Linked DNA regions of Homo sapiens: region 1 is linked to region 2. A link is a contact called in ENCODE Hi-C data. All regions are on one chromosome and are shown on one strand. The core of a region is the stretch at or near the end of the contact, and the rest is flanking DNA. Distances in the headings are between cores, read along the strand shown. Region 1 holds the start of ZNF292 (zinc finger protein 292). Region 2 holds the start of RWDD2A (RWD domain containing 2A).

The links. A loop is a pair of places that touch in the nucleus more often than their neighbours do. Pooled maps may share reads with other maps.
Region 1: a loop to region 2 is called in a map of CD4-positive, alpha-beta memory T cell, with 7 times the contacts of the local background. The contact joins the promoter of ZNF292 here to the promoter of RWDD2A in region 2. A Hi-C loop is called at or near these places in 2 of 168 maps with a recorded cell type or tissue (CD4-positive, alpha-beta memory T cell and naive thymus-derived CD4-positive, alpha-beta T cell) and 9 of 50 pooled maps.

The regions. Positions count from the first base shown.
Region 1 is chr6:87,153,564-87,157,421 of GRCh38, reverse strand. ZNF292 (zinc finger protein 292) reads right to left here and starts at 1,857. Exons shown (of 8, transcript NM_015021.3): 1 at 1,663-1,857. The coding sequence starts at 1,830. LOC124901355 (translation initiation factor IF-2-like) reads left to right here and starts at 2,175. Exons shown (of 2, transcript XM_047419630.1): 1 at 2,175-2,446. RefSeq lists enhancers at 431-1,038, 1,550-1,889, 2,160-2,319.
Region 2 is chr6:83,190,694-83,194,631 of GRCh38, reverse strand. RWDD2A (RWD domain containing 2A) reads right to left here and starts at 1,275. Exons shown (of 3, transcript NM_033411.5): 1 at 1,189-1,275; 2 at 1-320. The coding sequence starts at 180. It overlaps PGM3 (phosphoglucomutase 3), which reads left to right and starts at 1,367. Exons shown (of 13, transcript NM_015599.3): 1 at 1,367-1,453; 2 at 3,618-3,823. The coding sequence starts at 3,620. RefSeq lists silencers at 977-1,346, 1,647-1,716 and an enhancer at 905-1,404.

The DNA.
Region 1 (3,858 bases), core at 608-3,107, 4.0 Mb before region 2:
ATGGGTATCTTAGAGAAATTTTTTTATCTCTAAAATAAATCTTTAAAGACCAATTAAGAATGAGTGGGTACTGCAAAGTAGAGAAACTGAGAAATTTCAACAATTTTTAAATATTAAAATTCAAAGGAATGAGACTTTAATTTTGCCACAGGTACTCACCAGACCTATTTACCTAAGTAGGGAGCTTTCACATTGCACATCCTCCTAGACGTCACCACTTGATCTCACAGTTTTTGTTTTTAAGATTATGAACAGCCATCAAATAATTTGTGACAATAAAGTGCATACAGCAACGGAGATTCTTTTGTATGTGATCACGTATCCCCGACATAATAAAGAAAATATTTCAATATTTGGAAGCTAAAAAATAAGTGAAAATGTAATCTACTCAGCTAAAATGGTCAACCATTGTTCTACGTTAAGATCAGTATTTTTCCAAAACGAATTCTCTGTAATGATACACTCACAAGTTAACTCTAAATATGACCTGTGTAAATTGTGTCTTCTTTTTCCTCCTCAAGACAATCAAATCAAAGTCTTCACCAGAGCCAGCAACACTACCTTGAAATTTTAAACCTAAGTGTAAGGCTCGTAATGAAGTGCAAATGTAGTCCCAAACTCTCCGATTTTCACCATGGATGAAATGATTTTCATCACTAGCAAACAGTGTTATTAACATTCCAAATTCTGGTTAGAATGCAGTCACTGGTGAGCAGTGCCCTTGGGCAAGCAAAGAAAAGATTTGAAACTACCCAAAGCACAGATCCACATGAACCTCAGTCTTCTCCCACTTCATCAGGAAGCCAAATAGGAAGGACTCCAAGAAACAGGGGTGAGGGGGTGATCGGGACAGAAAGGATAGTGGAAATCATACTCCTCGAAGGGCGAAAGCAAATGAGAAACGGACTCTGGAAAAACCGCCCCAAAAGGACACTCAACCTGAGACAGATGTACAGGCACAGCTCCTCTACACTAAGGAGATAAAGCTTTACCACAGAAGTGATGCACCAAGCAAGCAAGTATGGGCAGGAGGGGACAACCTCCGCCAAGCACCCCCTCCCGAACGTCTAGCTCAACTAGAAGGGGTCGGCGGGGACTGCTCCTCCGAACATCAACAAAGGCCCCTTCAGTCCTAAGGCGAAACTCGAACAACAAAGGCCCGGAGACAGCCAGGACAGGGCCGGGGCTGGGGGGCGGGACGGATGAAAGCAGGGGAAGGCAAAGGAATCAAACCAGTGGGGGCGGAGGCCCGTCGGAGTGGGAAGCAGAGGCGCAGAGGCGGGAGGCGCGGTAATCCCCAGTGCACAATAAAAGGAGGAGGAGGAAGAGAACCTGGCCTCCATTCTCCTACTCTCTCCAATCCGCACCGTGTACATTTCCTCAGCCGCGGGGACCGCGCAGTCCCGAGTTCAGGGAAGGAAAGGGGAGGGGGGATTTTCCGCCTTGACCGCAACTCCCTTCCCCCAGCCAGGAGCTGCAGACGACAACAACCGCCACAACTGCAGCCACACAAAGGCGCCTTCCTTCTACTCCCGCTCCCACCCAGGCGGAGGCGCCGATGATGCCAAGGAAGCGGCGACCACCTCTCGGCCGCCTAGCGCTCGCTCGCCCTCTTCCCCCTCTAGCTGGGGAAAGGGGGAGGGGACCACCGGGCGCCCTCACCTGGCACAGCTGCTGACAGTAGTCGGTGGCCGCTTCCACGGCCGGTACCCGGCTCTCCCGCAGCTGTAGCTCCAGCTCCTGGAGCCGCTCGCCCAGGCGCTGCAGCTCCGCGACGCAGCCGCCTTCGCCGCAACTCAACCTCTCCTGCTCGGCCTCTTCGTCCGCCATCTTCACACCCCGCTCCGTCGCGTACGCACCTGGGTCACGTGATAACACAATGCCACGTTCGGCGGGGTCACGTGCCGGGCGCGCTTGCACGGCGCCGAGCACGTACAAAGGGCCCGATGGGGAAGATATGGGGGTGGGGAGAGTGGCGCGAGAGAGCCCGAGGGAGGTGAAGGCAAGGGGAAAGGAGAAGGGCGGGGTTGGGGCGGTGCGGAAAACGGCGGTTTACTTACCCCGAGCGGGAAGTGGGCAGCAGCGGCCGAAAGGGGCGGGCTGGTGAAGGCCTGCTCTCGGTCACGTGGGCGCCGCGACGGGAAAAAGCCTAGGGAGGGGCGACCCTCTCCGGCGTCCCGATCCCGGCGTGGCTTTCCCCAGTCCACGAAGTCTTCTACGGACATATCCTCCTGTTCCCCAAGAGGATGGCACAGGGAGAGTTCTGAGTGGTCTCGGGCAATGGCTGCATTTGCTGTTGGCCTGTAAGCAGGCCAGAAGCAGAGGAAGAGAGAGAAGGTAAAACCCGCCCATGGACCGCAAGCGTGAGAGCCAAGGCAGGACTATGAACTGTCAAAATTGTCTCTGACTTCTCACCAGGCCGGAGAGGAGGGATCTAGTGCGTGAGGTACCAGATCTCGTCTCACTTGACTCTCCTCCTCTTCAGCACCAAGAACGCCTGTCCCCTGGAAACACATTCTCTAGGGGGTGGAGGCAACAAAGGAAAAGAACAATTGGGTCAGAGCAGAATGAGGTTCAATCCTCAGTCTGGAGAACGGAGCAAATTCATGAAAAGCATAGTTTAAAAGAAGTCAGAATATGAACAGACCAGATGACTTTTAAACCACGAAAACATTTCTAGAATAAGTGATAACTAACTACTCTGTTTCACCGTGATTTAGACTCTACTACACTCTACAGAAATCACCAACAATGACAACAGGCTATATATGAAAGCTATTGAAAAGAAAGTAGGTCAAGGAAAAAAAAAACACCAATAAGGACTCCATTAAAAATCATAACGGAGGAGAGGAAATTGATGCTAAAATAAAACAATATTGTCGAGAATTATTATAAATATCTACAGCATTTTTTTTTCCTAATGCTACAAATAGAGGTAGCATTCTGAACCACATTTTACTTACAAGCTGAAAAGAATTAATACTTGGCACTTGAACAAAAGAGTAGAAGAGGTGCTACAAAAATCCAAGAGCTTAACCCTAAAGTTCTTAATAAAACTAATATTTTTTTTACCGTTAGAGCATTAGACAAAAGACCTATCTCTCTTGCAACTGAATAGTCTACAGAAATTTAGAAACAATGATATTGATGAGGCACCCAGTCTTTTCATTTACTCTGAGTGAAGTATATTTTTTTAGTACAAGGATCTAAAATAAAAATACTTCCCATTGTGGGCAGCGTCCTCTTCAAAAGATTTCTAGTAATTAATGGAAAGTGTTCTACATACTATGTTGTCCAGAATAAATGTTTTATAACGCATCAGTGATGGTGATGTTTTTAAAGCGGCATTATATAAGGTGACCAGGCACAGTTAAACCCCTTATGAAAAACAGTATCAGTTAATATTACATATTAACAAGGTAGAATCTTCAAATGTTTAATCTTCAAATGTTTACTCATGGAAGAGACTGGGAAGTACATTCAAAGGCTGAGAAGAGAGGATATAATAGTATCACTGAGTTGAAAAAGGAACAATTAAGGCAGCTAATGATTTTTAATATTTTCAGTTCACTTTCCCAAGTTAAGTATTTTAGATACCCAAACCAGGTTTCACCAGTTTATGTTATCTTAGGATTCCAGTGAAAAAATGCAAAAAGGGAAATATGAGGTTAGCCAAATGTACCCGTAAATCCAAGGTAAGGTATCACAGGTTAGCAAGCTCATTTCCACTTCAAGTATAATGGTTTACACCACACCTAATCTATAGAAAGAAAGAAAAAATGGGGGTTGAGGGGTGGGAGACATATATATCCAGATATTGATTTTTAAGAGAATTGCCTGATAATGTAGGTCATTCCT
Region 2 (3,938 bases), core at 26-2,525:
TGTAATTACAAATTCGATTTTTGGTGGCAGCGCCTCCCTTGTGCCTTCCAAATACCTCTTTATATTCGTCAGGGCATTTACATCTTCAAGTTTTACTTCTCCTTGGTTAGGAAACATAGAAAACAGCATTTCCATCTCCAGTAGCTGAAGCTGAAGGCTTTCTTTCACCGAAGCAGACATGTTGCCTCGCAATCAGCCTGCCTGGAAACCTCACAAGGCTCAGGGACGCTGGGTTTGTCAATGCCAGCCGGTATCCAGCGAAATTTCCCGAAGGTCCCTTTACGTGGAAGCAATTCTGCAGGAACGCTTTGCACCGAGAGCTAGGGGCACAAACCAGACACTTGCACTCTTCTTTATTTCCTGACTCCAAAATCTAGTATGCACAACATCCTCTAAAACACTCCGTAAAAACCCATATTCTGCGTACCCGGGCTCCGGGTTCCCGCCTCCCGCACCCCGCACTAGATAGGGGAATCTGCACTTTCAACAGGTGTTTGGAACTGTCCCGCTGCAGGTGGCAGGCAGACACCTGCAGACGCTCTGCAAGCCTGAATTCTGGGAAAGGCTGGGGCCCGGCTTCCAATCCCACCCGGGGCTCGGGCTTGGGCGGAGCCAGACGCTGCGGCGAGAGAGGCCGCAGTGCCAGCAGGATGGGCTCCGAGTTCCCCAGCGCCAGTCGCCACCCCTCGGTCCTGGACTCGCGGACCGCCCCCCCCCAACACCGCGGTGGCCTTTTCGCTTGGGCCGCATTCCAGGGCTCCGGACGTTTACGATTCACTGGCCTCTGCCCCGAGGGACCCAGGATAAGGGTAGGGGGTGTCTCAGAGGTCATTAAATAAAAGATGTTTACAGTGAGCTGGGGGAAGGGGGTACCCGGGGAGACGGCAGCCGGAGAAGGCTTCCCAGATTCAAAGGTTTGGGAGATGACCTCGACGTCGGAGAGGGGGATGCGGGCCGCCGGCGGCGCTCACTGTGGGCGAGGTCGCCCTGTCCGAGGCCCAGCGACGGGGCTGATTCCCCACCCCCGCCCCTAGCCAAGACCACTAGGAACCCCGGCTTCCCAGGAACGCAGGGCCTGCCGCCCCCAGAGGCCCGGATTTGGAGGCGGAGGCTGTGCCTCCGCGGCCGCAGTGCTCTGAGGGCCCGCGACCCTCGGCCCCAACCCCCGGGCCACCGCGGGGGCCTCACCCTTTCTGGTCACTCAATGGTAACAGCCCCAGACCCCGCTCGGAACCGCAGCCGCAGTTCCTCAGGCGCCAGCTGCGCGCGACCTGCGGCGAGGCGGGGGCGGGGCTGGCGGATAGTCCTCTGCCGTGATTGGCCAGGGGGCGTGGCGACGAGCCGGAAGCCACGCAGGGCCACGTCTGCGGTTCTGAGGACTGGGTTTGGGTGCAGACGTTGTTGCTTGGGCGCTTCTCCGCTGCGTGTAGGTGAAGGGGGCTTCCTGACCGAGGTAAGCCGGGCCCCGAGGCTCGGAGTTGAGAAGGGAGACTACCGGTCGGCAAGGGCTCGGTGGGAGCGGGACAGGTCAGATTCTCGGCCCGACGGAGGGGCTAGTGGTCTGGCGGGCGACTGACCGAGCGGCGGAGCGCGCGGGACACACCTACAGGCCCCTGCGCCCCGCGGGCGGGCTGGTCGGGACGGGCCGCGGGTCTCCTGCCGGGGCTCTGGTACGTGGACCTAGGCGGGGACCTCAGGGTGGAGTGCCGGGAATCACCCTTGTGCGGTGATTCGAGGGTAGGCGGGAGAGAGGCACCAAGGAGATTTGAAGATTGAATGGAGAGTAGGGGGATACTCTTAACTTTTTGCGTGGACGCTGGATTTGGCAAATATGCTTTCAATAAAGGCATTCGCAGAGGCATTGAAAGTAGTTGTAGGGCCTAAAACGCATGAAAGGATGAACTCATATTATCTGGACCTTTTTTTTTTTAATGGCTTTTTGGAGTTAACAGGACTGGTTTACACTCTTATGAATAATCATGACACATAACTGACTGCTCAGTTTTTACAAATATGTATTCATCCTTAGGAAAGAGATCTGATCACTGTCTTGAACTAAATTAGTTTACTGAATGCCAGCTTTTTCCAACTGGACAAAAGCAAGTATTTTTCACCATTTCTTGCAAGTTCTGTTCATTGAAGCAATGAAGGACAATAAAGAAAACAAAATTATGAGGCTAGCAGCTGGCGGACTGCTCCTCATCTCTGGGCTAATTGGGAATTAATTGACCCAGGAAATGTAGTATATGGACTACTGAAGGAAAACTACTGACTGAGGTTGGAAACCCCAAGTTCCACTTAATGGGAGTATCCCAGAGAAAACAGTATTAGTGGGCTAAGGGCCGATTTTTTGTTGTTGTTTGTTTTGAGACGGAGTCTCACCCTGTCGCCCAGCCTGGAGTGCAGTGGCGCGATCTCGGCTCACTGCGACCTCCACCCGCGGGTTCAAGCGATTCTCCTGCGTCAGCCTCCTGAGTAGCTGGGACTACAGGCGCGCACCACCACGCCAGGCTACTTTTTGTATTTTTAGTAGAGACAAGGGTCTCACCATGTTGGTCAGGCTGGTCTTGAATTCCTGACCTCGTGATCCGCCCGCCTTGGCCTCCCAAAATGCCGGGATTACAGGCCTGAGCCACCTCACCTGGCCTGTTTTTTTTTTTTTTTTTTTTTTTTGAGACCGAGTCTCCCTTTGTCACCCAGGCTGGAGTGCAGTGGCGCGATCTCGGCTCACTGCAACCTCTGCCTCCCGAGTAGCTGGGATTACAGGCGCCAGCTAACACGCCCGACTAATTTTTTTGTATTTTTAATAGAGAGGCGGTTTCGCCATGTTGGCCAGGCTGGTTTCAAACTCCTGACCTCAGGTGATCCGCCTGCCTTGGCCTCTCAAAGTGCTAAGATTACTGGCGTGAGCCACCGCTCCCGGCCGATGTTTTATTTTTAAAAGTAAAGGAAAAAGGTGGCATTCTTTCAGAAGAAGATATTGCTAGTTTTAGAGCAACATCTTAGAAGGGTGTCCTGATTGTTTTTAGCAAATGGAAAAAGATCTGGGTAGTCTTGGAGAAGAAACTGTTGCCTTTTGCTTTTCCTTTAAGAATATGTCTCTGTAGTTTGGGAGAAATAGCAAAAGAACCACAAAGATTTCTCAGATATTTGGGGATATGTAGTTTCAGTCCACTCAAGAATCTGACTTTAGGCCTCAATCCGTCACCAGCTATCTATGTTAATTTAGGTTAGTTTCCCTTTTTGTAAAATGAAATGATCTTTGAGCTCATTGGAGTCTCTGAATAGGTGTAAAATCTTCATTTTAGTTGAGAGTGGACCAATTTAAGTGTGCCCGGCGTCCAGGATAGTCCTGGAGCTAAAATGGGAGGAGAGTGGGGACAATCTGCTATCTGCCCTGAGTCTGCCCAGGAGTGGACATACCAAGTTGGACAACATCTTGTAGGTAATTCTAACCCACAGGACTTACTCTCCTGCCCATTGCTCTGTCAAACATAGGGTTCTTTGAGGAGGTTCAGGATGAGACAGACCTATTCGTTTGGGGTGGCAGTTTTTGAAGCAAATGGTTCTTAAGAAATTACTTGTTATGCCCGAAACAATATTTCTTAATTTTGTAGACATGGATTTAGGTGCTATTACAAAATACTCAGCATTACACGCCAAGCCCAATGGACTGATCCTTCAATACGGGACTGCTGGATTTCGAACGAAGGCAGAACATCTTGATCATGTCATGTTTCGCATGGGATTATTAGCTGTCCTGAGGTCAAAACAGACAAAATCCACTATAGGAGTCATGGTAACAGCGTCCCACAATCCTGAGGTAATGGGTTTAGTGCCCTGATAAAGCAGACCATTATTTACAAGACCAAGCCTTAGTGTCTGAGCAAATTGACCTAAAGTACAAATTCTAATTCTAGGAATGTGCCTTCTCATTT